Regions from separate parts of the Homo sapiens genome. Here regions 2, 3, 4, 5, 6 and 7 are each linked to region 1. The links are chromatin loops, found by intact Hi-C in ENCODE. Cell type or tissue: GM12878. All regions are shown on one strand. Region 1 overlaps SLC12A8 (solute carrier family 12 member 8). Region 2 overlaps MUC13 (mucin 13, cell surface associated). Region 3 overlaps HEG1 (heart development protein with EGF like domains 1). Region 4 overlaps HEG1 (heart development protein with EGF like domains 1). Region 5 overlaps SLC12A8 (solute carrier family 12 member 8). Region 6 holds the start of MIR5092 (microRNA 5092). Region 7 overlaps ITGB5 (integrin subunit beta 5).

The links. A loop is a pair of places that touch in the nucleus more often than their neighbours do. Peaks named below come from ENCODE experiments on the same cell type or tissue, not always from the same donor. Only the 100,000 strongest peaks of a DNase experiment are listed, where the experiment ranks them.
Region 2: a loop joins it to region 1, with 7 times the contacts of the local background. A loop is called at or near these places in 14 of 110 quality-filtered maps.
Region 3: a loop joins it to region 1, with 2.5 times the contacts of the local background. A loop is called at or near these places in 6 of 110 quality-filtered maps.
Region 4: it touches region 1 in a loop (7-fold over the local background); 12 of 110 quality-filtered maps call a loop at or near these places.
Region 5: it touches region 1 in a loop (5-fold over the local background); 2 of 110 quality-filtered maps call a loop at or near these places.
Region 6: a loop joins it to region 1, with 7 times the contacts of the local background. A loop is called at or near these places in 2 of 110 quality-filtered maps.
Region 7: it touches region 1 in a loop (7-fold over the local background); 2 of 110 quality-filtered maps call a loop at or near these places.

What each region holds. Positions count from the first base shown.
Region 1 is chr3:125,200,518-125,204,517 of GRCh38, forward strand. All of the region lies in intron 2 of SLC12A8 (solute carrier family 12 member 8), which reads right to left. Among named protein-coding and RNA genes, the nearest start is that of SLC12A8, 10 kb to the right of the region's middle. RefSeq lists an enhancer at 578-657. In GM12878, a CTCF peak has its summit at 1,889; a DNase peak (open chromatin) is centred at 434; H3K4me3 peaks cover 894 bases; H3K27ac peaks cover 1,338 bases.
Region 2 is chr3:124,926,419-124,930,418 of GRCh38, forward strand. It overlaps MUC13 (mucin 13, cell surface associated), which reads right to left. Exons shown (of 12, transcript NM_033049.4): 2 at 1,114-1,575. Among named protein-coding and RNA genes, the nearest start is that of MUC13, 6.3 kb to the right of the region's middle. In GM12878, a CTCF peak has its summit at 2,387 (motif pointing right); DNase peaks (open chromatin) are centred at 1,509 and 2,396.
Region 3 is chr3:125,049,041-125,053,040 of GRCh38, forward strand. All of the region lies in intron 1 of HEG1 (heart development protein with EGF like domains 1), which reads right to left. Among named protein-coding and RNA genes, the nearest start is that of HEG1, 5.0 kb to the right of the region's middle. RefSeq lists an enhancer at 2,798-2,927 and a silencer at 3,068-3,117. In GM12878, a CTCF peak has its summit at 1,968 (motif pointing left); a DNase peak (open chromatin) is centred at 3,181; H3K4me3 peaks cover 2,102 bases; H3K27ac peaks cover 1,889 bases.
Region 4 is chr3:124,993,902-124,997,901 of GRCh38, forward strand. HEG1 (heart development protein with EGF like domains 1) reads right to left here. Exons shown (of 17, transcript NM_020733.2): 12 at 3,788-3,922. Among named protein-coding and RNA genes, the nearest start is that of HEG1, 60 kb to the right of the region's middle. RefSeq lists a silencer at 1,504-1,798. In GM12878, a CTCF peak has its summit at 1,702 (motif pointing right); a DNase peak (open chromatin) is centred at 1,740; H3K27ac peaks cover 399 bases.
Region 5 is chr3:125,106,531-125,110,530 of GRCh38, forward strand. It overlaps SLC12A8 (solute carrier family 12 member 8), which reads right to left. Exons shown (of 14, transcript NM_024628.6): 9 at 3,659-3,805; 10 at 951-1,596. Among named protein-coding and RNA genes, the nearest start is that of MIR5092, 43 kb to the right of the region's middle. RefSeq lists enhancers at 882-1,382, 1,383-1,883, 1,658-1,707, 1,718-1,787, 2,368-2,447 and 1 more. In GM12878, no CTCF peak of the experiment used is centred here; DNase peaks (open chromatin) are centred at 1,741, 1,989 and 2,378; H3K4me3 peaks cover 4,000 bases; H3K27ac peaks cover 4,000 bases.
Region 6 is chr3:125,148,767-125,152,766 of GRCh38, forward strand. All of the region lies in intron 5 of SLC12A8 (solute carrier family 12 member 8), which reads right to left. MIR5092 (microRNA 5092) reads right to left here and starts at 2,786; the gene lies at 2,699-2,786. RefSeq lists enhancers at 75-164, 275-464, 485-554. In GM12878, a CTCF peak has its summit at 1,944 (motif pointing right); a DNase peak (open chromatin) is centred at 1,938; H3K27ac peaks cover 860 bases.
Region 7 is chr3:124,759,323-124,763,322 of GRCh38, forward strand. ITGB5 (integrin subunit beta 5) reads right to left here. Exons shown (of 15, transcript NM_002213.5): 15 at 2,626-4,000. Among named protein-coding and RNA genes, the nearest start is that of MIR544B, 29 kb to the left of the region's middle. RefSeq lists enhancers at 244-833, 834-1,423, 1,960-2,254. In GM12878, a CTCF peak has its summit at 2,113 (motif pointing right); a DNase peak (open chromatin) is centred at 2,149.

The DNA.
Region 1 (4,000 bases):
AATATTTTAAAAACAGAATGGGTTTTTTGGCTGACCTGGCATTAGGGATACCATTTATGGCTATATGTCATTTTATTCAGTGGATGAATTCACCAAAAGATTCCTGTGATTTCAATCACATTTTAAAATGTATTGAATACATGGAATACTTAAAGATGGTGAATCCTTTTGTAAAATCAATGTCTACCTCAAAATTCTTTGTGTATCTCTAAGTTTTTAAATTTGTTTTTGCTTTGTGTTATTCTTTACTAATAACTACCTAAAATTAAAAAGGAAAGTGACTCAAAAGGAGTCATGGCTTTCGGTTTTAAGTTGAATTCTATGAACACGGAGACTCATGGTAGAGCAGGAACGCAACTATTTTTGGCTTAGTGAGGGTTGCTCAGCCACCATTGCCTCAAGTTAATCAGTAAGCTCCTAAAGCCTGTAACCAGGGACAGTGACCATGGATGTGATTTACCGGATATCTGCAAACTGGGAAAAGAACATGCTAGAATTTTTACACAGGTGAGTGGTTTTTACCACACTACCCTTTTTTCTTTCTTTCTGACTGTTCGTGTGGGGAAGAAGACATTCACACAACAAATCAAAAACAAACAGGCTGGACACGGTGGCTCACATTTGTAATCCCAGTGCTTTCAGAGGCTGAGGCGGGAAGATCACTTGAGGCCAGGCAAGGAGTTCATCACCAGCCTGGGAAACATAGTGAGACCCCATCTCTACAAAAAATTTAAAAATTTGCCAGACATGGTGGCATGTGCTGTGGTCCTAGCTACTTGGGAGGCTGAGGTGGGAGGATCCCTTGAGTCCCAGGAGTTTAAGGCTGCAGTGAGCTATGATCACATCACTGCACTCCAACCTGGGCAACAGAGTGAGACCCTGTCTCTAAAAACAAAAAACAAAAGGAATGTAAATAGGACCTTTCTCCCAAGCAGTGGTAAATGTTAAAGCATTATTGTATTAGAAATGCATCAAAGCCGGGTGAGGTGGCTGATACCTGTAATCCCAGTACTTTGGGAGGCCCATGGGAGGATTGCTTGAGCCCAAGAGTTCAAGACCAGCCTGGGCAAAATGGCAAAACCCTGCCTCTACAAAATATTTTTAAAATAACCAGGCATGGTGGCATGCACCTGTGGTCCCAGCTACTCAGGCCCAGGAGGTTGAGGCTGCAGTAAGCCATGATTGAAAAAAAAAAAAAAAAAAAAGAAGCATCAAAGCTTAAATAGGTACTACCTCTAAAGACTTTTCACGTCAAGCGCACCCACCCTTTGATTAAGGTGTTAAAATTCAGAAAGAAAAAATTTAGGAATTAGATTAAATTATACTTGATAATTATTGAAGAGCAAAAAGAGATACTGAATTGAATTATACTGAAGTATGTGTATTTCTTTTTAATTTAATTTTTTTTGAGATGGAGTCTCACTCTGTCACCCAGGCTGGAGTGCAGGGGTTTGATCTCAGCTCACTGCAACCTCCGCCTCCTGGGTTCAAGTGATTCTCCCACCTCAGCCTCCTGAGTAGCTGGGATTACAGGCACCTGCCTCCACACCCAGCTAAACTTTTTTGTATTTTTGTAGAGACGGTGTTTCACCATGGTGGCCAGGCTAGTCTCGAACTCCTGACTTGAGGTGATCTGCTCACCTCGGCCTCCCAAAGTGCTGGGATTACTGGCATGAGCCACCTCGCCCAGCCGTATGTGTATTTCTCTTAATCCTACTACAATTAATTGATAATGTTCTAGGAATATAGAACTATCTAATGTTTTAACTGTTATTCTGAAGAGATGTGTTTTGGCCAGAGAAAGTATAAAATGAATGAAAAGGTAAGCTAAAACTCAGTTACTCTCCCCTACAGGAAGCCAGGGTGTTCAATCAGGCCAGGCGGCCAGAGTAAAAGCACCACCTAATGGCACCTTATTCAAATTACAAGAATAGTACTTCAGAGGCATTACCATAGCATCTAGGCTTTCCTTGCAAACCCCAGACGATTAAATGATGGCAAATGCAGTATTTTGTCTATATCTGACCATGGATGAAATTTACCTTAAGGCAGTAAGAAGGTTTGAAGTTACCTAGTCCCTCTATTCATAGCTAGGCGGAATGTATTAACCATGTTTTTTTTTTTTTTTTTTTTAAATCTGTATCTAATGATGTTATGACAACTTAAAAATCTTGCTGACCAAGGACATGAAAAACCTCTACAATGAGAACTACGAAACACTGATGAAATAAATTAAAGAGGACACAAACAAATGGAAAGACATCCCATGCTTAGAATTATTAATGAGAAGCCGGGCACGGTGGCTCAGGCCTGTAATCCCAGTACTTTGGGAGGCCAAGGCGGGCGGATCACCTGAGGTCAGGAGTTTGAGACCAGCCTGCCCAACATGGTGAAACCCCGTCTCTACTAAAAACACAAAAATTAGCCAAGCGTGGTGGCAGGCACCTATAATCCCAGCTACTTGGGAGGCTGAGGCAGGAGAATCGCTTGAACCCAGGAGGTGAAGGTTGCAGTGAGCTGAGATCGCATCATTGCACTCTAGCCTGGGGGACAAGAGCGAGACTTCATCTCAAAAAAAAAAAAAAAAAAAAAGAATTATTAGTGAGAAGAATTACTATTGTTAAAATGGCCATACTATGCAAAGCAATCTACAGAGTCAATACAATCCCTATTGAAATACCAATGACATTGTTCACATAAATAGAAAAAAAAAACCCTAAAATTTGTATGAAACAACAACAAAAAATAAGCCAGAATAGCCAAAGCAATCCTGAGCAAAAAGAACAAAGCTGAAAGCATCACACTACCCAACTTCAAAATATACTACAAAGCCATGGTAGCCAAAACAGCATGATATTGGTATAGAAACAGACACATAAACCAAAGGAACAGAATAGAGAATCTGGAAATAAATCCACATATTTACAGCCAACTGATTTTCAACAAAGGTGCCAAGGACATATATTGGGGAAAGGACACCCTCTTCAATAAATGGTACTAGGAAAACTGTATATCCACATGCAGAAGAATGAAACTAGACCCCCATCTCTCAACCTATACAAAAAGCAACACAAAATGGATTAAAGACATAAATGTAACACCCAAACTATAAACCTGCTAGAAGAAAACATAGGGGGCATGCTTTGGGACATTGGTTTGGGAAAAGGTTTTATGGCTAAGATTTCAAAAGCACAGGCAACAGAAACAAAAATAGACAAATGGGGTCATATTGATCTAAAAAGTTTCTGCACTGCAAAGGAAACAGTAGAGTGAAAAGACAACCTGTAGAATGGGATAAAATATTTGCAAGATATTCATGCAACAAGGGACTAATATCCAGAACATACAAGGAACTCAAACAACTCAACAGCATAAAATGACTAATCCCATTAAAAAGTGGGCAAAACATCTAAATAGACATTCCTCAAAAGAAGACACACAGATGGCCAACAGGCACATGAAAAAATGCTCAACAGCACTAATTATCAGGGAAATGCAAATCAAAACCACAATGAGATACCACCTCACACCTGTTAGAATGACTATTATCCAAAAAATGTAAAATAACAAGTGTTTGTGGGGCTTTGGAGAAAAGGGAACCCTTGTGCACTGTTGGTGAAAATGTGAATTATTACAGGCATTATAGAAAACAATATGGAAGCTCATTAAAAATTAAAAATAGAACTACCATATGATCCAGCAATCCCACTGTGGGTACTTATCCAAAGGAAAGGAAATGAGTATATCAAAGGGATGCCTGCACACCCATGTTTATTGCAGCCCTATTCGCAATAGCAAAAGGAGTCAACCTAAGTGTCCATCAACAGATGAATGAATAAAGAAAATGTGGTAAATGTATACAATGGAAAACTATTTAGCCATAAAAATGAATGAAATCCTGTCATGTGCAGCAACGTGGATGGAACTGGAGGTCATTAGGTTAAGTGAAATTAACCAGGAACAGAAAGACAGATATCACATGTTCTTATCCATATGTGGG
Region 2 (4,000 bases), 270 kb before region 1:
CTGATCCCAGGACAGCTGTGTCCCATTGGATCCCGCCTTCAGAGTGGCCCCTCCAAACATGAAAGATTGGGGAAAGAGGTCTTAGATACAGCCTCTGGGGTCTACTTGCTTAACCATCTATTTCTTAAATCTATCAAAGAACATTGAGGAAGCTACCAGAAGTTAAGGGTAGGGAGACATCCACTTGATCTTTGACCCTGGGTGAGTCATGGCCCTCACTGGGTCCCAGATTTCCCATCTGAGAATGATAGGATTTATCTAGATTCTTTAGGCTCTAAAGTGTGACGATTCTTCTAGATCAAGGGCTGGCAAACTATGGTTCACGAGTCATATCTGACCAACCTTTTGTTTGTTAACTGTGGCTGCTTTCATGTTAAAATAGTAGAGTGCAGGAGTTACAACAGAGACCCCACATGGCCCACAAGGCCATTTAGCCTTTACTGATAAACGTAGTTGATTTCTGTTATAGGCTGAGCTTGGGGAAGTGAAGCAAATGGTTCCTGTTTCATTAACTTCTGCTTGAGGTCACTTGTCATCTCTTAGTGTTCCCAAAGCATCTGTCCTTTGGACAATGGCCCTGGTTATGCCTAGGATTGTTTGAACACTGCTGTTGTTTTGCTTTCTACCCCTCAGTCTCAAATTCTATGACTTGGCTCAAGTTCCACATTGTGATCAGCCACCATCTTACAAGGGTAGAACTGACTTCTTCCTTAGGTAGACCAGAGAGCTAGACCAGTGGTGCTGGACAGTCTGTGCTTATTTGGACCTGGTCTTCTCAGAGCAGCTGAAACTATTTCTAAAAATCCCCTAGGGAGAGGAAAGCTATAGAGCTACCTTTCACAAAGCCCAAGTTCATTAAAAAAAATACTGCACAGCTAGCAAATAACTTGAGGTAGGATGGGAGGGAAGGAAAGGAGAACAGAAGGAAACTGAGGATTTTAGGGCCTCTGCTGTCACTACATTGTGACACAGATTTCAAGCCCACAGTTCATTTCCAAAGAAACCTTGGGCCTCTTTAGACCCATTTTCCTACCCCACCAGAACATACCCACCTCCCTCCCTCCACAATTGTACTCTCCATCCTTGGGGAGTCTTTGAGGGAATTGTCCTTACCTGTGCTGTTTAGGGTGCTGGTCTCCAATAAAGCGGTGCCAGTGGGAGGCCCTGATGATTGATTGTCTTCTGTGGTGGGGGACATTTCATTGTTACTTTGTGTTTCAGAAGGAACCATTGTGATTAATCCATCATTTGGAGATGAAGCGGTGATTATGTCAGAGGTAGCTAATGAATTTACATTTGTGGTTGACTCACTGTCTGCAGCAGTAGGTATAGGAATTGTGGAGGAACTATGTGTACTAATTATGGGGGGAGCAGGTGTAGGAATTGTGGAGGAACTATGTGTACTAATTATGGGGGGAGCAGGTGAAGTAGCTGTTGGGAAAGAAGGTGTATTTGCTGTGGTGCTAGCAGTTTCAGGGAAATTAGTTTCAGTGGTATCAGCTGCAGCTACTGTAGGACCACTAGTCGCAGTTTCTGTGGTTGTTACAGCATCAGCTGAGTTGCCTTGGTTGGTGGCTGGAGGAACAAAGATACCAAGTTTGAGGAGACAGTACATTGAATAACTAATGGCAGTTACTTAATACTAAATCATATCCAACTCATTCTTTTTTTTTTTTTTTTAGAGGTAGGGTTTCCCCAAGTTGCCTAGATTGGTCATAAACCCCTGGGCTCAAGCAGTCCACCCTCCTTGGCCTCCCAAAGTGCTGAGATTATAGGTATGAAGTGCCATGCCCAGCCTCAACTCATTCTTTTCTGGAAAAATGAAAATATATGACTACATTAAAAATTAAAATACATGGTTATTTCTAAACACAAAAAACCCACAATAAATAACATTAAAAATTAAACAGACAAAACTGGAAAAAATGTTATTGAAAAATGTGACAAATAAAGAGTTAATGTTTATTTATTTATTTTAGGAATAAGGTCTTGCTCTGCCACCCAGGCTGGAGTGCAGTAGTGTGATCATAGTTCACTGCAGCCTTGAGCTCCTAGGCTCAAGCAATCCTCCCACCTCAGCCTCCCAAATAGCTAGGACTACAGTTGTAACACCTCCATGGCTGGCTAATTTTTTTGTGTGTTTTAGAGATGAGGGTCTCACTATGCTGGCTAGGCTGGTCTCTTAACTCCTGGCCTCAAATGATCCTCCTGCCTCAGCCTCCCAAAGTGCTGGGATTGCAGATGTGACCCACCAGTCCCGCAGAAGAGTTAATGTTTTTTAAGTTGAATACTAAGAAGTAATATTATTTATGCCTGTAGTCACGTAACTGTAGATCAGGGTTTAATATACTTCAGACCATTCTCAGTGAGGACAATTGAGAATGCCACAAGGTGGCGCAGTGACTACCCAGAAATGGACTACTTTTGTCTTTCTGCACTTTAAGGCAACTGTCCCATTTTTTCATTACCTTGATAGATTGAGGGAGGGAAAGGTTAGGGTTGGGTAATTTAAAGAATAATAAAATAAAAATACCTCATTAAGTGCTTATTATACTTCTTCCAAAATTTTATTCTAGTAGTGTTTTCCCATTCACAATTCTAGATACATTGACTAAGAGTAAGATGAATAAGTGATCTTTGCCCTCTGAGCTATGATGGATATCAAAGTCGCATTTTCACAACTTTTAGGAACCCCTGGACACATGGAGTAGTAAACTCTAGGGATCCAGTGATCCATTTTCTTCCCCCACTCTTTTATTTTATTTTTTTTTTTTAGAGACATGGTCTTGTTCTGTCACACATGCTGGAGTGCAGTGGTGCCATAATAGCTCACTGCAGCGCTGAAACTCCTGGGCTCAAGTGATCCTCCCACCTTGGCCGCCCAAGTGTTAGGATAACAGGTGTAAGCCACCTTGCCTGGCCCAGTGATAAGTTTTCTAGAACTTTTCCTTGTCTCTAAGAACTCTGACCTTGACAATAGGTTAAAAAAATTATTGAAAGAAAAAGGTTTAGTGAGGAAGCAATTTCTAAACCTTAGGGTGCAGAGAACTGCAGAATATGCTTCCTGATTCCCCGATGGGTCTATGAGCCCCTTGAGGGCAGAGCCTGATTCTTCACCTTGAAGAGGGCTTGGCTAACATAGCCATTCAGAAGTGTTGAAGAGATCAGCAATTGCTCTTCCTAGGTAAGAAATACATCAGCAACTGGCAATGTTGACTGCCAGTCTTCCTATTCCTGCCACTCAGGATAGTTCTCATCTATCAAGCACTGGCCCTGTGCCCGACTGTACCTGTGAAGTAGACATAAGTGCCCACATTTGACAGAAGAGCCCACCAATACTCAGAAGGGTTAAGGAATTTGCCCAGAGGCAAAGCCAGGTCTGTGAGATGACAATGTCCTAACTATCACTTGATTAAAGTTATGGGGAAGGCCATCCATTTAATGAAAAAGCCAAGACCCCCGAGGAACAAACACAAGAAAAGCAAATAGAGAAAATTGGGGATCAGAATGAAAGCGGTGGAAATAGAAGTGACCTCCACGGTGCCCTCTATCATCGGAGTAGCAGTGAGAGTGGCCAGGGGCTGGCTCTCGCTGTGGAAAACTCTGGACAGAAGAAAAGGACTTGGCAGACTGTGGGTGCAAACAACCCCAACCCCACCAGACCCTGAATTTCATGCTTTGGGAATATTCATTCTCGGCCGATGCCAAAGAACCAACATGTTTCTGTAGATGTGCATAAAACAAATTGGGACTTCTTGAGAGGTTTTTGCAGGTCTTTGGAATTATGACAAGGAGTTTTGGACTTGGTGGCTTGTTTATTTTGGTTTTAAATTTCTGTTCACTAGGGAGAATACATTTCAGAATGCTCAATTAGTTTTAATAAATGAGACACATTCCAAGCTGACAGCAATTCATTGCTGTGAATAGCTACGATTTTTTTTTAAACTAAAATACACTTGTGTGTGTCTATGTGTATATATGTGTTTTATCTGAGGGTTGT
Region 3 (4,000 bases), 150 kb before region 1:
TTATTTCACCATCAAACTTTGCCACAGACAGGCCTTCCATGCCTATCATACGGTAGGCAGGCTTCTTCCTGCACTTTTAGGAGTCCCACTAAACAGTTCAGAATGGAGGCCAGAGGCCTTTCCCCAGACCTCATTCTCCCCAGTCTCCCTCTGCCTTTTAACTTGGATAGTTTCCAGATGAGAGGACAAATCAAGACAGAAAGCAGAAATATGTTAACTTACATGGACCTTCACAGACCTCCACATATGATGCATAAACCATGCTATATTCAGATTATCTGCCAATCCACAGCCAACCTGCAAGCCACCCCCACCTCTCATTGCGCCCTCATGCCGGGCTGGCATCCCTTCCTCCCCACCATCCATACTGGATGTTCTCCACCTGACTGGAGCTGATTTCCTCTTCCTCCGTGGCTTTAACTACTGCCCCTCAGGGCTGAATCTGGCCCCGGCCTCCCTCTAGTTCAGTTCCACATTCTCAACCATCCACAGAATACTTCCAAGGGGACATGCAGTCTTTACACTGAACGGCTGAAACTGAAGGAGCCCCTTTAAAAGCAAAGAGCTCCTCTCCATTCTGTCCCATCATCCCCGTGGCCAGGCAGTCTACTACTCCAGCCTTACTCTTTTAAGTGGCCCTTGCATCTCTCCCTTTCAATTTCCACTACCTCCACTCTAACCCATGCTCTGTCCTCAGTCTTTCCTCCCAACACATCAATACGATGCCCACCAGCATTCCAGTGTCTCTTAAACAACTACGGGGCTGTAGTGAGGGCAGATATGTATGTGGTTCATCTATGAGGCCCCAGCTCCAAGCAGAAATGAACAAGCTAATTATGCTTTCCCTGTTCAGAAGCCATCAGGGGCTCCTTGGTGTGGATGGGATGAAAACAAACACCTTAACAGGCCTCTAAAGCCCTCCACAATCAGGTCTAATCCTCCTTTCCAGTCTTGTCTTCAATGACTAGTTGATTTGGGAGCCTAACTGGCCTCTTCAAGTCCTTTTCTCCAGCCTTACTGACTGTTGATCACCTCCCTTTTGAAAAGTCTTGGGCTTTTCAATATTTGGGATTTTGTGGATGCCATTCATCCACCAACTCTCTTTTTTTTTTTTTTTTTTTGAGATGAAGTCTCACTTTGTTGCCCAAGCTAGAGTGTAGTGGTGTACTCTCGGCTAACTGCAACCTCCGGCTCCCAGGTTCAAGCGATTCTCATGCCTCAGCCTCCTGAGTAGCTGGGATTACAGGCACATGCCACCATGCCCAGCTAATTTTTGTATTTTGAGTAGAGACAGGGTTTCACCATGTTGGCCAGGCTGGTCTGGAACTCCTGACCTCAAGTGATCCACCCGACTTGGCCTCCCAAAGTGCTGAGATTACAGGCGTGAGCCATCATGCCCAGCCCATCCTCCACCTCCCTGTCTATCCACATCCCAGTCAACTTTCAAAGTTAAATCAACTCCCCCCTTTCCCACTGAAGTCTCCCTGGACTATCCAGCCCCCAGTGGTCTCCACGTCTGCATGCAGCAGCCCATTTCCACCCTCACCATTCCTTTGGTCAGTATGATCTCCTGTGGCATTTCTTCAGTTGTGAATCACTCATGCATCGTTATTTCGCTTTTTACAATCTTGATGTGTGTGCTCCAACAAGACTGAATGTTCCCTGGGGGCATCACAGACAGGCACTGCAACCTCATCACCTCACACGGCTCTTCCACATAGCAAGGCTTCTGTAAATATATCTTGATTTACAAATCAGTCCAATGTGACACAAATAGAGGCATCTGCCACACTCCAACAAAAGAAGAGTGAAAAAACAGGATAGAAATGTCTTTGTTTCTGTCTATGCCTGATGAATGGTGAGTGGGTAGAAGAGAGCATAGATGTTCAAATGAAAGCAATTTGACAGCATCTGCATGGAGTACCATTTAACCTCGCCTCCTACTGGGCAGGTATTCATAACAACTGCCTCACAATGTCAGCCACTGCTCCACGTTCCCAGGAGAGGGCCCATTAAGAAAGTCACCAATTCATTTCAGCTTGGCTTATAATTAATGCAGCAACCTCTGGCATCAATAACCTATGGATTGGCATATGAGTAGGGCATAATTTACAATCTCTATATAAAATGTCATTTTAAAGACTTGTGGTCTTGTCTCAGGTAATTTCAAACAAAATTTTTAAAAAATTTTTACTCAATAGGTGTCCTCATTGCCACTGCCATCTCCTCATATTTTCCCCACGCCAATGCTGGCCCCTAATCTCTACAAAAAAGCAAGAGCAAGGAATGGAGGGAGGGAGGAAGACGAATGATGAGCAGGAGAGGATCTTAGAGATCTAGGACAACTGGTACCCCATTTTACAGATGAGAAAACTGAGACCTCCTGATATTGTGGGACAAGCACATGGATTTGGTCAAAATCTATTAAAATCCTGCCGCCTCCATTTACCGTGTGATCTAACCTCTCCAGGCTACTGTTTCCAGAACTGTAAAAGGCAAATAACATCCCTCACGGGCTTGTTTTGAGGATTAAATGGATAAGGAGTGTGAAGGCGCCGACCACACATACGTGTTCAAAGGCCAGGGAGTCAAAAGTCAGACCCCAAAACTAGTTTCCTTCCTTGTTGCCTCCCCAGGATTCTTGGAAGAGAATATTTACTGCAGCTGAAACCTCCCATTCATACAAAAAGGACGCTGGAGACAGAGGGAAGCCACTGAAGAAGGCAGTAAGTGGCTAACAAAACCACAACTGCCATCTGTTCTTTGCTTTCTTTCTGAGTGTCTCTGGACAAGGACAAGTTAAATTCAGGAACACTGTTTTCAGCCAGCTGGGCGGGGCTGCTGGAAGGCAGGAGGGATCACCAGGAGGGCAGAGGCTCCTTCCCCAGCCTCCAGGACAAGGATGCAGAAACTGCCCAGCTGGGCAGCAAATACCTTTCAGTCTCCCTCAGTCCACACCATTCGGGTCTCTGGCAAAACATAACAGTTCAGCATGTGCACACAGGCTGAGGAAAGCAATAAAAGGGTTCTTGCAAGGTAAAAAGGATGTGGCTTTTAAACACTCATGCACCACGGAGAGTCCCTTGCCCCCTCCCGCCTCCCCCCCTTCTATTTGGGACACCCTCCATCAAAGCAAACAGGCTTCTCAGGAATCCCCACTACCACCACCCCCAAGCCTCCGCCAGGAGTGAGGTAGCCGCCTTCTGGAGGGAAGCCACTCTCCCCTCCCTGAGGGGCTGTCTCTTGCCCGCTGCACCTTGTAATGGTTCTCCCAGCAGCCAAGCTAAATGACGAAGTTGGCCCACAAAGTTAGAGCAATTCAGGCGACAGCTATTTAACAGCTCAGACGGGGCTCAGCTCAAAGCGCTTCCTTTCCTCCAGGGAGCTGCATTTTTCTAAGATTATTGTTTCTCGGGCTGGCTGCTCAGCTACTCAGCGTCATTTCCCCTTTGGGTGGGAAAGTTCTTTCCTTCTGCATTGATTTTCATTATGATTTAAGCCTTCTCTCCCTCTCATCTGCAGATCTCACAATTAAAGCATAGCATATGGATCACAAAATTAAGGCATATAAACTTTGCATTCAGCTTAGAACTGTGGCTCGGAAGTCCTGAGTGGTAGAAAAACACACGCAGAAAAAGAAAACCTCTAGGTCTCAGCATCTTGTCACCACTGGCTGAAACACCAGCAATAAACATCAGCTGAACAGCCAGCAGGGTGACGGGTGGGTGCAAAAGCTTAACAATGGCTATATAAACAGGGAGCTGCTCTCCAGGGACTTACAGTCTAATACAGGCAAACAATCCACATAATGGAATGCAAACGCGGTTACTCAGCAGTGAGAAGTTGAACTCTGCCAGGAAGAGAAGAGCTGGAAATGGCCCACAGGGAAGAAAAGGACATCTGTGGCCCTTGCTGCTGACATCAGTGTATTTGGAAGTCCCAGGGGCCAGGCCCTGACTACCAGCATCCCCATGGCACGAAAGGCCTGCAGGAAGCTTCT
Region 4 (4,000 bases), 210 kb before region 1:
CTCATTCCGTTACGCATCAGTGGTTGAGTGCTACTGTGCCGTGGCGCTGTTCTGGGGAAACCTTGTCAGTGAGGTGCTCCTGTGCTCCTTAGGACCCAGCTTCTCATCTCACTCACCCTAGAGCAGCAGTCCCCACGTTTTTGGCACCAGTGACTGGTTTCATGGAAGACATTTTTTCCATGGACCAGCAAGGGGGTGGTCTTGGGAAGATGGTCTCGGAATGAAGCTGTTCCACCTCAGATCATCAGGCATTAGATTCTCCTAAGGACCACGTAACCTAGATCCCTCACATGTGCAGTTCACAACAGGGTCCACACTCCTATGAGAATCTAATGCTGCCGCTGATGTGACAGGAGGCGGAACTCAGCTGTGCAGCCCAGTTCCTAACTGCACCTCCTGCTGTGCAGCCCGGTTCCTAACAGACCACAAACTGGTAGGGTTGGGGACCCCTGCCCCAGAGGTATTCTGACCACAGAGCACTGAAGATGAAATGAATTTGGCAACAGCTAGTATATATTCCCAAACTGGGCTTCCCCTATTGCCATAAGACACAAGTGAATTCAAGTCTTCTGGACTTAAAAATAGAAATAAGTAGATGGTGGCATCTTTTTTTTTTTTTTTGGAGACGGAGTCTTGCTCTGTCACCCAGGCTGGAGTGCAGTGGCGGGATCTCAGCTCACTGCAACCTCCGCCTCCTGGGTTCAAGCGATTCTTCTGCCTCAGCCTCCTGAGTAGCTGGGACTACAGGCATGCACCACCACGCCCAGCTAATTTTTGTATTTTTAGTACAGACAGGGTTTCACCATATTGGCCAGGCTGGCCTCGAACTCCTGACCTCATGATCCTCCCGCCTCAGCCTCCCAAAGTGCTGGGATTATAGGCGTGAGCCACTGTGCCCAGCTGACAGTGGCATCTTAAAAACTCTTTTGTTCCCTTGCAGGAAATTATATCTAGCCATGTCAATCTTTTCCCATCTTATTTGCTGCCTTATCATCCACTCGTTCATTCAACAGACATTTGCTGAACCCTGCACTGCTCAGGACATGGTTCTAGCACTCAAGGGAATGGCAGTCGGATTAAAGAAAGAGACATGCAAACAGGTTGTGAGAATTCATTGCCAGGTGTGGTGGCTCATGCCTGTAATCCTAGCACTTTGGGAGGCCGAAGTGGGTGGATTGCTTGAGCCTAGGTGTTTGAGACCAGACTCGGCAACATGGCAAAAGCCCATCTCTACAAAGAATACAAAAATTAGCTGGACATAGTGGCAAGGACCTGTAGTCCCAGCTACTTGGGAGGCTGAGGTGGGAGGATCACTTGAGCCCAGGAGGTCAAGGCTGCAGTGAGACTTGATTGCGCCACTGCACTCCAGCCTGAGTGACAGAGCAAGGCTTTGTCTCTAAAAAGAAAAAAAAAAAAGAATTAATCATGATGCCTGCATGATGGAAGGAAGCTAAGAAACCTATGAGAGGGATATCTACTTTGATTTTATGTGTAGCTTTGAAAGTCTGGCAAAGACATTTTCTGTGAGACACCAAGCACGTTGTGTGTGCATGTGTGTGTGTGCACGCACACGCTGCAGAGAACATAGAGACTTGCTAATGTATAGCTTGAACTGCAGTGATTTAGAAAACACACACTCCTCTATCCTCTATTTATATTGAGCCTTGATTTGAGGTGTCAGTGCTCCAGCACTGATGGCCAGAAGATGTCACTGCTAACCCATCAGAACCCAGCCTAAAGGGCTGTGGCCCAAGAAGCCCGGAATCCACTCCTCAGAGGCCTGATGGTGCAAATACTGCTGAGAAAGGGCTTCACGGGGTCTCAGCAACAAGCCCAAAAGTGAATCAAGGTTTCCTTATGCTGCTTCTTGGGTCCTCACTTGGTCAACATAAGGTTGCTGGTGCCTGTGTCAGCACACTCGGTAAATCTTTCACAGCTATTGTTAATGCTAGCCTGTAACTGAAACAATTACAAAATTGCTGACTTGGAAACAGAGGAAGTGGCGCAGGCCAGCCAGAAGCAAAGGTGATAGGGCCATTGTTGAGACACTGTTCACAGGGAACACCACAGCACCATGCCCATACCTCTGCCCACCTTGTGTCATCCCCTGTCAGCAGCACAGCGCCCCAACACACATGGATGTTAGCCCAGTCCCCTTCCCATGTGAAGATGGGCTCAACTCCTCATTTGTTTTCTTTTTTTTTTTTGAGACAGATGTTGCCCAGGCTGCAGTGGTGCAATGGTGTGATTTCGGCTCACTGCAACCTCCACTCCCCGGGTTCAAGCGATTCTCCTGCCTCAGCTTCCCGAGTAGCTGGGATTACAGGCATGCGTCATCACACCCAGCTAATTTTGTATTTTTAGTAGAGACGGGGTTTCTCTGTGTTGGTCAGGCTGGTCTCCAACTCCCGATCTCAGGTGATCTGCCCGCCTCGGCCTCCCAAAGTGCTGAAATTATAGGCGTGAGTCACCACGCCCGGCTCAACTCCCCATTTCTAAGAGGTGCAAGGAACACTTTGCATTAAAGCAGATAAGATGGCATGAGGAAGCATCATCTCTTTGTAGCAATGTGGCAGTCTGGCACGGCACTGAGACATGCTGTGTCCTAGTCACACATCAGGACCTAGGCCCAACACAGAGAGTTGGCCCTCCCCTTCAAAACCCATCACAGGTCCCACCTGGAGAGCTGATGATGCGCACTTGAGAAGAACTTTGTATCCAAACCTAACAAAGTCAGAGGGTCTGAAGCTCAGGATAAGAGTGCTGCCCTGAAATATATTTTTATCTGTGATGAACAAGTCCTCTCATGGGAAGTCCTGATGGAGAAAAGTGGCATGTCGCCTCGCCCCAGTATGTGATTTTTATTCAGATTCCAGTAACATCCATTGACATCTGTCACCAGCAAGGTGTTGACTGAGTAGGAAAACTGGCCATCCATGATGGCCTTTATATCGTTAGTTTTTCTGGTGATTGCAAGTTGCAGCAGCCTTTTATAAGTCAGGGTGCGTGGTGCTCTTGGACCTGAATTAATTTTATTTTAAAGCAGTATTCTTGGACTACATTCTTTGAGCAGTTTTTCCCTGAAACTAAATGAATTTAAGCCTCACCTTAAAGGTTAGTAGAATTAGATTTCTGCTCTCAAGCACTTCATGAGACCTTTAAAACCAGAACTCATTAATTCAACAACAACCTGGACCAAATACAAGAGCAGATGCTGACAGCTTACAAAGGGCCTCTATATCCACTGCCTTCCTTAACTCTTAGAATAAATATCCAATAGAGGATCACCATACCCATTTCTCAGGAGAGGAAACCGAGGCTCAGAGAAACAAAGTGACTTGCCCAAGGTGATACATGATCAGTGAGGCAGAGTCGGGCTCTGACTCTGGCCTCAGCTGCCTCTGAAAGATATAAGCCTGACCCCACGCTTGTACTTCCACTTTAAAAGATTAGCAGACAACAGATAAAGCTTTGGGAATTAAAACAATAATTTTTCTAACTTCCTTTAAATGGAAAAAAAAAGAAAAGGCACTGCTACCACAGGCATTCCATTCTGTCTTCCTTTGAATTTAATTGGCCAGACCAGCATGCACCAGTCAAAGATAATGCTATTATTCCAAGGAGATAATGTATTCAATCCTGCCACGAGCAAAATAACAAGAACCAGTTACCCTCAGTTTAGAATGGTCACGCCTAAGCAAAGACAGAGAGAGAGCAAGAAAGAGAAACAGAGCACCAGGCAGAGTCCCAGGACTGGGCACAGAACCCCAGGCGAAGCTGTGGCTACCTCGGCAGGAGTGGTCCATCTTGTTGAACTGAAAGTATCCCGACTTGCACTGGCACAGGGCAACGCCGTCCAGGTCAGTGCAGATGGAGGTGTCTTTGTCACATTCGGGACTCTTCCGCTTGCACAAGCTGCCCGCTGGAATGGAAAAACAAGACAGTGAAACAAAACAAAACCTTCTCCACTTCAAACCTTAAAATCTCCTCCACTTCAAAG
Region 5 (4,000 bases), 94 kb before region 1:
GTAGCTGGGATTACAGGCAGCAGCCACCATGCCTGGCTAATTATTTGTATTTTTAGTAGAGACAAGGTTTCACCATGTTGGTCAGGCTGGGATTATAGACGTGAGCCACCGCGCCCGGCCAAAACACTATTTTTCAGACACCTCCTTCTATGTCCCTCATCTCCTCCTCTTTGCCCACACCTGTCTGTATATAGCTCCAGGGAGAGCATAATGTAGAGGAAAGTACATGGGCCTCAAATACAGACAATACAATGCAGGGTGATGTCCAGCTGTGCAAAGAATCAGGTCAGAGTCTTCTCTGTGACCTCATGTGGACACAAGGTCTTACTTGTAAAAGGGAAAATGCTAATATATGTTATATTACACGAAGTAATAGATGTAAAGCACCTAGAATATGGTAGGTCCTTGAAAATACGAGTTCTCATTTTCAGAATTTCTCATGCTCTATAAGCCTCTCTGTGAGTGTCTCTGTGTATCTCTGTGTTTATAGATTTGAGAAAACAAAGCTTGAGCCACCTTCTGTCCATCCCCTCTTGCCTGGTTTGGGAGGTTCATCTTCCACAAAGAAAACATATTGCATCCTTAACAGGTAGTTTATCACAACACATTTCCACTTCTCTTGTAAGGAGAGATTGATTTTACTCACATTGAGGCTTTATACTTCTGTTCATTTTTGAGTGAAAAGAGATTGATACCCAATTACTAGCTGTGGCTCTCAGGTCTAACATACAGGAGTAGATAGAAATTTCTGTTTAAAATTAACTATCTATAACAGAGTATAATTACAAATAATTCAGCTGATACCTGAATATAATGTTTTAAAACAAATATTGCACAAAATTAACAAGGATTTTAAACCCAGTTATAACTGGTTCACAATAACTGGGTAGGTAGGATAATCAGTGGTCATCCCCAAATAAGAGGCCCCAGTGTGATACCAGAGCACTCACCTTCTCCACTGGACTCTGATTGGTTGCACAGCTCAGGAACAAGTTGCTCTCCATATGTTCCCTCAGGCTGAGTCCCTTCGCTCTTGGAAGTCTGCTTGTTCCAGCAGGACTCCTGCCCCTCCCAGGAGGCAGCGGGCAACCTGTCAGAGATCTCGACAGGGAAAGAAGGAGGGGATTTGAGGTCCAAGAGGAAGCTATCTTGTAGGGTCTGCTTGGTGGCCTTCTTGCTTTTCCTCTTCTGACTTTCTGGGGTCCTGTTACCCTCTCCTTGCCTGGGCTGGCTACTCTCAAGCTTCCTGGTTAGCTGGAGGAGCTGATCCATGTCCTTGGTGAATTCCAGTAGCGTGCCCTCCAAGACTCTTTGGGCAGGTCCCTCAGAGCCGTAACTGGGAGCTTTCTCTAAGAGCAGGTGCTCAGAGCAGTGGAGGCCTTCTGCGCCCTCCCTGAGCACCGGCTCAGGCACCGGGGTCAGGCTGCAGGAACACATGGACAGGGAGAAGTAAGAGTAGTCCACTGCAACGTATGTCAGCATGAAGTTGATGGTGACGATGGGGGCCAGAACGTTCACTTGACCCACAAAAACAAAGGCCATGGTCACCAAGCTGGTCAGGCAGATGGCAGCCACGGGTGTTTTGTTTGGCCCCTTCTGCAGGAACAAAAATAACATGCAGGACCATAAAATTTCAGATAGAACGCTTCAGAGATTTCAGAAGTTACAGGCTAGAAACACAACTCATAATGACTCAGCCACTTCTCCCCATGTGATTATTCATCTATAAACTTGAGATAATAATATCCTACTCATGGGATTAGTTCATGCATGCGAAATGCTTCACACAGACTGACATGCAGTAAGCTCCACAGATATTAGTTGCATTAGCAACTTTTTTTTTTTTTTCTTTTTTTGAGACCGGGTCTGGCTCTGTTGCCCAGGCTGGACTGCAGTGATGTGATCTCAGCTCATTGCAACCTCCGCCTCTTGGGCTTAAGCCATCCTCCCACCTCAGCATCCTGAATAGCTGGGACTACAGGTGCACACCACCATGCATGGCTAATTTTTGTATTTCTTGTAGAGACGTGGTTTTGCTATGTTGCCCAGGCCAGTCACAAACTCCTGGCCTCAAGCAATCTGCCCACCTTGGCCTACCAGAGTGTTAGGATTACAGGCATGAGCCACTGTGCCCAGCCATAGGAATAACTATGAACATGGGGCATTATTATAGAACTTTGACTTCCCAAATATTTCCTCCTTTTGTCTTTCATTGGGTTTTAATACCAGCATAGAAAATCAAAGAAATGCAAAGTTGATTCTTCCCAGGGAGAGGCAGATTGCGGAAGACACAGCAGAATCACTGGTGGCTGGAGGAGGGGAATTCTGACACTAATTCTGACACTGAGTATCCGCAAATACTCACACACACACATTACACACACCTGTTATTAATGGAGGTGGGTATGGTGACCTTCAGGTGGACAGGAGTGGAAAAAAGGTGCTAGCTGCCTCTCCTGGGAGCTCTTCATCACAGTCACTGACATAGTTCTTGGGCCAAAAGCAACAGTCACTTCTCAGTCCCTGTCTTCTTTAACCCAGCTGGCTACTCAGTCCTCTTCGAAACACTTTCTTCACCTTACTTCTCCTGATTGGCCTCCCTCTTCACTGGCTGCTCCTTCTTGGTTTCTGTGGCTGGCTTTTCACGTCTCTGAACTCCACATTTAAAGCAGCCCCAGGCTCCATCCTCAGATCTCTATCTGTACTCCCTCCCTTGGTGAGCTCAACTAGGCTCACGGCTTTGAATACCGGCATTATACTGACAACTTCCAAATTTGAATCTCCAGCCTAAAACATTCCCCTGAAACCCAGGTTTACATATCCAACTGCCTACTCAACATTTCCAGTGAACGTCTAATAGGATCTCAAACGGACTATGTCCAAAACCAAACTGCATTTTTGGAGGAAGATAAAGGAAGAAATCAAGGATAAGTTGCAACGATGTGTTCCCTAAACCAGAGAGAGGCTGAAAATTGGAAGCGGCTGGGGAGGCCCTCTGGGGTACCCCAACAAGACAAAAATGAACTCTAGCTTGCAAACCATATTAGTGGGAAATGGGATTCTCTGTTTATGTCTCTTTGGTCCTCCCCTGGACTTTAGGAATGTCTATTTTAATCATTCCAGCCATGTCTCAACTGAGCTGCCCTTTATGTATCAGTTAAGGTTTGGTTCATGATGGTTAACAGGAAGTGTAGACGCCAGAGGTGTAGGAAATCATCAAACAGCAACCCCCAAGGGGCGGTTGAAACTCAAGGGCAGAGTTAGAGCTGCAAGGACCAGCTCGCCTCCTGACCAAAACACGCTTTCTTCTATGCTAAACCTGGAGGATCCTGAATTCATTTTCATTAAAGGATGGGGCACTGCATTTTCATGCTGCTCAGGGTCCAAGATGGTACTAGGACTGGTTAGCTAACCCAGTCCTAAAAGTGCTAAGGGGCTGGGTGGCTGGGACATTTAAGATGCTTCATCTACTTAGCCCTAACCTAAGCCAGCCAGAGGACAGGGCTGAAAGAAATGACCTCTGCATTATTTTCTGTGTCACCCCAAAGAAATTGACCAGAGGCTCTGATCAGAAAAGCTTAACCAATTGATGGGCCAACAGTGAGGTTAGCAGCAAAACATGTTTCAAAAAACAAACCAAAAAAAGAGGATTACTCACCCCTTGTCCCAGACAGGCAAGTGCAGGGATCACTTTCTCCTGGGCAATGCACTGCAGGATGCGGGGAGCTCCATAAAGTCCTCCCATGCAGGAAGCCAGGGACGAGATGTATAAGCCCAAAAGGAACAGGAAGCCCATGAGGGATACCTGTGTGAGAAGCGGTTTCATTCGCCAGTGCCAGAACCTGCTCCTGTGCCTTTCTACCCCCCCAGCACCCACCCACCTGCACCCCATGCAATCATCCACTGAGTCGTCTAGATCTGATCCCTGGGATACAGTTTCCACATCCCCAGCCTCGCCCCCATTCATTCCATGGTTTCAGCTGAATCCACCACCACATTT
Region 6 (4,000 bases), 52 kb before region 1:
GTGAGTGACTTGAGGGCACATATCCCACTTTGTGCTTTATACAGACCCACCATCCTGCCTCCTACCCCAGGAGGTACCCCCAAAATGGTGAAGCCAGAAGTGCCTTCAGGGACGCTTCTACAGTCACATGGAGAGTAATCTGCAAATTCCCCACAGCCAGGGGACACCTGCCACGTGCAGTGAGAGGAACACAAACCAGCAGCGGGGGGGCACAGGCAGGATGTGTCGGCCCACCCCTCAGCGGTCACCCATCGCTTCCTCGGAACTCCCAGCTGCTCAGGGCTGAGGCGGGCGAGGCTCAGAAGTGTGGAAGGGCCCTCCCCAGCTGGTGACTGCATGTGGCAGGCATCCATACCCGGAACGCCCAGCCAGGGAGTCGGGCCAGCCCATCCCTCCTGCTCACAGAGTCACAGAGTGGGAGCAGACTCGGGGGTCGAAGCTGGGCAGCGCTCGCTCGCACTTCCTTCTGCAAACTTGACCAGGTCCCACGGCCTCTTCAGCCCATGGCTCCTTTCTCTGATCCCCAAGCCAAAGCCAGCAAATGAGAATAATCCAGTAGAGACAGCTGGGTTTTGGGATCAGGGTAGGGGCTCAGAGCCAGGGGTCTGGGATTCTGGTCAGTCAGTTTTTCTTCATCAGAATCAATCTCAGAACAAGAGGGAGGCCTAAGGCATGCCTGCTGCTGGCCAGGGGTGATGGGGACCACTGCCCACAGAAAGCCTTCTAACAAGGGCTGGATCCAAACAATCAAGGAACAAGGATGCCTAAAGCATTAGTTTCTCATCTAGCCAGAGAAATATTAAATGTGCAACTCACATAATTTTACAAACAAGAACCACCAACATAAAATAAGTGGAATATTGAAAATATTCAACAGGTAGAACAAGTCAAAGAACATGCTTTGCTTCCTATTCAGGCCAGGAAGGGAGAGAAAGAGAAGAAATGGAAGGTGAGGAGGGATGGGGAGATGGCAAAGTGGGGGCAGAGGGGAAAAAGAGAGACAAAAGGATTGGGGAGAAAAAACAGAGAGAGAAAAGCATAAAGGAAGAAAGGATGAGGCACAAAGAAAAGAGGAGGGAGAGCAGGTGGATTTTGGGGAATGCTGGACAATTGGTCAGGCTTGGTCTGCAGAGGCTCAGAAATCCTTACCTGGACATGAGCCTTTGTTTATAATTCTTCACTGTTCTAACCCTGAAAAGTACCTCTGTTCTAATCCTTAATCTTTCCCCCTTCAGGTCAAGAATGCCTTTGAGAATCTGGCAGTAGTTCTGAACCCTGTCCTAGAAAAATACACTTATTTACATACAATTTTGCATGCAACTTCAGGGGCTCAAGGACTCTATGTTAAAAATACTTATTCTAGAAGCTCCACTCTGATTGGGAGACCCATAATGGCCAAAGCAAAAACACCTCAATTGCCAGATGAAACTAAAATGAGGGTGGGATGTGTTGTATTCAAGTCTTCACATTGAGCTTTAATCATACCATTGGCTTCAGTGACAGAATTTAGGGCCTAAGCACCTTCTCCTGGTTACTACCCCAACAGTCATATTGGAAGCAAGGCTGGTTACTCCAAGGGGTCCATTGTGTACATGGATGGTTATTTCGCAGTAAGGGGCCTGTCAAAGACAGGTAACAATGTGTGAGTCAAATTAACCCTTTACAGATCAATAGGATTAGTAAATCCCATATACGTAGTAGTTTCCAAATCTGAATGTACATAAGAATTTCCAGTATGCTTACCTAAAATGTAGATTACTAGTCCAAAATTTGAGAGTATGGATCAGACTGTTTTTCTAATGAGTTTCTAGATAATTCCGATACAGGAAATCTCCAAACCAAACGCTGAGACACACTGTTCTCAGAGAACATTGCAAGCCTGAGAGGCTGAGCTTCTGGTCCCACAGGTCAGCTGATTATCTACTCCTTGCAGTGCGATTCTTGTACACTAGGGGGTAGGACTGAGCACATATACAAGGGCACCGCAAGACGAGGTTTGGACTACTGCATCAAAAAGGCTACCTTTACAGGGGAAAATAGAATGAGCAATGCAGAACATGAAAGGTAGAGTGCCAGGAGAAACCTTCCAAGGGCCTCGAAGACAGTAGTTCCCAGAGCTGACTTAAAAATCATGATAAAAAACTACCTGGAGCACTTCTTACAATCCAGATTCCCGGGCCTCAGGCTATTAGGAAACGCGCTCACACACACACACCAAGTTTCCTCAGGGATTCTGATACACACGCAAGTATCACAACTTGTTTGTTTATGGCACTTCAAGCCCAAGGGTATTTTGATCACTATACCAGACCATTATCATAAAGACGCTTCGAAAAACTAAAGTGCCCTTATAATTCTAAAGCAAAAAACAGTGAACATTACCAGGGTTTTCTTCTTCTTTTCTCTTCCTCTTCCTCCCCCTCTTTCTTTTTCATTGAGGAGGCTAATTGGAGAAGGTGGGCCACGCTGGAATGCCCTGAATGGGTTCCAGATGGTGAAGTCATTGGCCTCTTGGCCCAACTGTTCCTCCCTTTTCCCTGGAGTGCTGTACAAATATTATCATTTTCTGGCTGTGCAGTGACATAAAAATGGTTGAGAGGCTCTAGGTCAGGTGTAAAAGAAACTCATGGAAAGGGAAGAACAGCTCGGTCCAAAAGAAATTGTGGAGATACTTTCCGATTCTCTGCAAGGTGGAGAATCCCAAATCAGATGCCAAGCTCAGCGTGGATTGGTTTGGGCTCATCATGTTGTCCAGTCCCCACTGGCTTTGGCATCTGATCTGGGATTGTGAGGGGGTGCGGTAGGTCTCAAGAGAAATGCTGAAGGGGCAGCCCTGCTTCCGGCTGCTTAGCAGAGTGGTGGCGACAGGGAAACCCAGGCACAGATTGCAGATCCTCCGCCCAGGGAGGATGACCACGATAACAAGACTGTCTTACGTTTATTTAGAATCTTCCTTTGCCAAGGCAATCGTATTTATAGTAGTTGCTCATTTTGAGTATAACTTTTTAAAAACATTTTGATTTTCTGAAATTTGGATGTCTTACAAGCAACATGAGGACTTAATGTAAGGCTTTTTTCCACCTGAAAATTTGGTGTGAATTAAAATTGATGGTGACTTGGAATTGAGGAAATACGTTTTATTACATCATTTAATCTCTAAATAATCTGTGAGGCAGATATTATTATTCTCTATTTTCTAGAGGAGGAAACTGACGCTTAGGTGATTTCCCCAAGGTCAAGGATTGAGAAAGTGGCAGAGCCAGGACTAAAATCCAGGTTCCAGTATTTCTTCCCTGATAATGTCTGAGCAGATTTGTTCATACACTAGGAATTTGGGATTGCAGAGTAATTGCTCCAGAACTGCTCCAAAAACTGGCTGCCACCCACAGTTACTGGGGCAGAGAAAGCAAGAAGTGACTTTCCTTTTGCTTCAAGTAGAAATTTGAGGGAAAAGAAATAGAAATGTATATAGGTTTGTATGGTGGCTGTTTGTTTGCTTTAGGCCATAACAGAAGTCCCTTGATTACTTCAGGAGCTTCAGAATGTACCATGCTCATTCCTCATACCACGATCACCTCTGGTACGTGTGAGTTTAAAATGGTGCTCATTCGGTCATTACAGATTTACTGTTTGAATTTGTTATTTTATTTACTTTAGAATGCTTTTCATTTTTAGCAATCAGGATTCTAGAGTGTCATATCTTTAAAAGTCTAGCATTTTTATTTCTGCCAGTTCAAGAGGATGCAGGAAGAAGTTTAACAGAAGAAACCGTCTTCAAAATAATAAAACCCCAAAATTATTCTCTACAATATCCAGTAAGTGCTGATTTTCTAGAAAACAGTTGGCAGGGGGAGAGAGAGAAGGAACCACCCCTCCCCCCAAACTCAAAGAAAAAATAACTACTTTGGACATATTATTTCTAATCCTTTAAAAAACACTCTTCCAGGAGGGTATTTCTTTCCATTAGACAGATGGACAAACTCAAAGGGTTTCGGTGACT
Region 7 (4,000 bases), 440 kb before region 1:
GGTCAGGAACTCCTACTGTAGCAGGTCAGTGAGGTGGCTGCCCCTGATGGGTTGCCCCTTGCTGTTTAGAGCTTGCCTTTTTCCACCAAGAATTCGAGGCATCTTAAAGTGAAGACGTTATGCAGCTGGGTATCTATCAGAAGGATCAGGACGTGTGGAGGGGGAAGGTAGGAAGAGGATGGGGGTTGTTAATGGAGGGGGCAGTGGGGTTGGGTTGAGAGGAAAAGGGGTGGCACTAAGAACCCGAGCCTCTTTTTCTCTTGTCCCCATGTTATGAACAGTCTCTGGTCCACTAAATGCATTCAGTTCCCAGCTTCCTAACCATCAAGATACCAAACCTATTATACAGGCCCCATTGTATGACAGAAGGAAGCATCAGTCATGGGGAGAGATGGACTTCCTGACATTCACATCCAAGAGAAAGAAATTGGATATGAAGGCCTTCTCACTGACACATCACCCAACCCGTCTTGGAGGTGGCTCTCGCAGATGGGGGGCTGGCCAGGCAGCGACTGTCTTTCCCTCCTTCCCATGGGTCCCTCCCAAAGCAGCAACTGAGCAGGCAGGGCCTCTGGGGGCTGAGAAGAACTGTTCCTCAGGCGCAGCCCCCTCACAGCTGTCTCTCCTATTCTTCTCCCTCCAGCTCTTATGTTTGCACCCCTGGAGGGTCTGAAGGCCTGAGTAGGAGCTGGGTCCTGACTATGAAGTCTGGAGCCCCAGAGCTGGGGGAGAACAGGATGCCGGGTGGGAGAGACCTAACTAGGCCTTCTCAGCTGGGGGACCTCCAGAGGAGCCCCAACGCTGAGTCGCAGCCAGGACCTCGGAGCCCCAACGCTGAGTCGCAGCCAGGCCACAGCTGTCTGAGTGCTCACAGCCTCCATGCAGGCAGTGACCCAGCTCCAGGCATGTTCACATGCCATGCCCTGTCTGCATTTCCAGTGCCCACTGGACAAACCCCCAGCTTCCTCAGGCACCTCACACCCCACAGGCGCAACACCTCTTCCGGAGCCTCATCCCAGCACTGTCACTGTCACTGCCTTTGCGTCTTTTACTTCTCCCCGCCTCCTCTCTGCCAGTCTCAAAGCTTGTTACTAGCTGTATTAGTCTGCTCAGGCTGCCGTAACAAAATATCACAGACTGGGTGGTTTCAACAACTAACTTTCTCATAGTTTTGGAGGCTGTGGAAGTTGATCAAGTGTCAGCAAAAATGGTTTCCCCTAAGGCCTCTCCTGTTGGCTTGCAGGCAGCCACCTTCTCACTGTGTCTTCACACAGCTTTTCCTCTCTGCAGCCCTGGGGTCTCTACCTGGTCTTATAAAGACACCAGCTGCATTGAGTTAGGGTGCCACCCTATGACCTCATTTAATCGCAATTCATTCTTTAAAGGCTCCATCATCTCCAAATGCTATCACTTTGGGGCTTTAGGGCTTACAACAAATGCATTTTTGCAGGGACACAATCCATTCCATAACAGCTGAGTATACAAGGATGTCCTCAGAAGCAAGTAGGAACCATGGTATTGGATGTCCTCCAGGGAGAGGGAGGAGCTAAAGGGCATACTCCAGCAGAGAAGGACCTTCTGTCCTCCCTGCCCGTTTTTCCCCATCTGTTTGCTCTTACCTGAAATTCATCCCAAGAGTTTCATGATAATCACCTCAAGCTTTGATCCTAATTAAACAAATTTAAAAATCACATTTCTTCCCTGGAAGAGGTAGCGATTGGTTAGTTTAATAAAGTACTAGTCAATCAAGCTGAATGAGAATTCCCTGGTTTTTTTTTTTTCTTTTTTGTAGAGCCAGGGTCTCATTGTGTTGCCCAGGCTGGTCTCGAACTCCTGGGCTTTGGCAATCCTCCCACCTTGGTCTCCCAAAGTGTTGAGATTACAGGCGTGAGACACCATGCTCGGCCAAAGGCCCATTTTGATAAAAATATCTTAAAATTACAAAATGACCCATCTGGGGGTGGGTTGTGAAATGAAGCGTTTGGAATAGATTATCTTTGTGGTCACTTGCAGCTCGCTGGATAACCTTTAAAATTATACATTGGGTCGGAATCTCGGGAGTCAGATCTCCAAACAGCTCATGCCAAGAGCTTCCAGCAGGGGGCAGCAAGGCACCGTGAGCACTGGTTCCGTAACATCCCTCGGCGTCAGACGAAAACACCCTCACTTTCCACGTCAAGTGGAACTAGAACAAATCCTCCTTTGCTATCTGTGGCTCAAGAATGTTGTGCCCAGGCCAGGCGCGGTGGCTGACGTATGTAATCCTAACACTTTGGGAGGCCAAGGTGGGAGGATCGCTTGAGCTTGGGAGTTGTAGACCAACCAGCCTGGGCAACATAGTGAGACCTTGTCTCTGCAAAAAATAAAGTATTATCTGGGTGTGATGGTGCACACCTGTAGTCCCAGCTACTTAGGAGGCTGAGTTGGGAGGATCACGGGAGACCAGGAGATTGAGGCTGCAGAGAACTGAGATTGCACCTCTGCACTCCAGCCTGAGTGACCCAGTGAGATCCTCTCTTAAAAAAAAAAAAAAAGAATGTCGTGCCCTTAGAGAAAATGAGATTCTGAGCCAGTTAATGATTTGTCTCCAGGAAACCCAAAATTAAACATGAGAGAAACCCAAAGTTTCTTCCAAAATTACATTTATTTTTCTCAATTCAGAAAAGTCTCAACACCACAATTTATCTGTTTAATGTTTTCATTTACATTTGGCTTTATCCCAAAAAGGGTTTAACAGTGTCACCAAGTTACCAGGTCTCTGTTTCATCATATTTACACAAGATGAAGGAAACTCAATCTGTTCGTATTTGCCCCAGGTAATAGGTTCTATGTAGTGACAGGCATTTCACTATTTGACTTAGTGTTTGCCAAAATGAAGTAAGGGGAATTGGGTCCAGAGCTGAGGACAGATCCATTTGGAATGAAAGCATAATAACCTTGAAGTTATTCCAGTGACAAAAAATGATCAGTGAAAGATTTTCTAAGAGCAAGCAGGAATGAGGAGGCTGGCCCTCTGGCCAGCATGAGATGGGGTCTTAGGAACAGTTTGTCATTCAGTAACCTCCTAACAAACACTCGGGCAAGCCACTTCCCCTCTCTGAGAATCAGTTTCCTCTTCTGTACATAAGGGGAGAGGGTCAGTCAACCATCTTAGATATGGGAACTTAAGGGGACTTCATGGCCCTGCGGGAAAAAAGCTCAAATGTGTTTTTTTGCATTGGGCCTGCATGGGACGTAAGTGTTTCGGGAGTGAGGGGAGGCCTTGGAAGGGAACTGCTATTGCTAATGATGATTAAGAGATGACTTCGTGTGGGAACCACCACTCAACCCTTGCTTGTCTGTACAATCTATTTCCAGCCTCAGCCCCTCAGAACAAGGGGTGGTTTTTATGGTGTCTAGCCTGGAACTCTCTGTCAGTAAAAGCTGGAAGGGGCCAAAGGTATCTGCTCAGTGTTCCCCCTTGCACAGCCCTCACTGCCCCGAGCACCTCATGCTTACTTGACAAGCTGCAGTCTGGAGTATCAGACCAGCCTGTGTCCCATCCCTGAGGAAGTACACGGCCGCTTCAATCCCCACTGGGGGCACCATTTTAAGTCCGCTCAGAAAGAAAGAAACACACAGAGAGTATCAGACAAACACAAATTCTTTTGGTTTTAATCTTTACTTCCAATCCCAAACAATCTTGTTTCTTTTCATTATAAAAGTACTAAACAAACACGGACAGGAGAGGAAACTGACATTTGCAAACGATGTACCTTCAACAGGCATCTCAACAGCCCCATCACCAACACCTGTGTGCAAGGCATAGCCATCACGCAGAAAAGTCTCAGGACTCAGAACTACACCATAAATGCAGGATCTTTTTATTTCATATAAAAATGATCAATGTGAAAAAAGCCAAACTGTATGCTGGTTTTACAGACTCCGACCCTTCCTGACAGTCTTCTTGTCTGGCCAGGCTGGGGGCCCAGCATTCCTGGAAGGGAGAGACAGCCCAGCA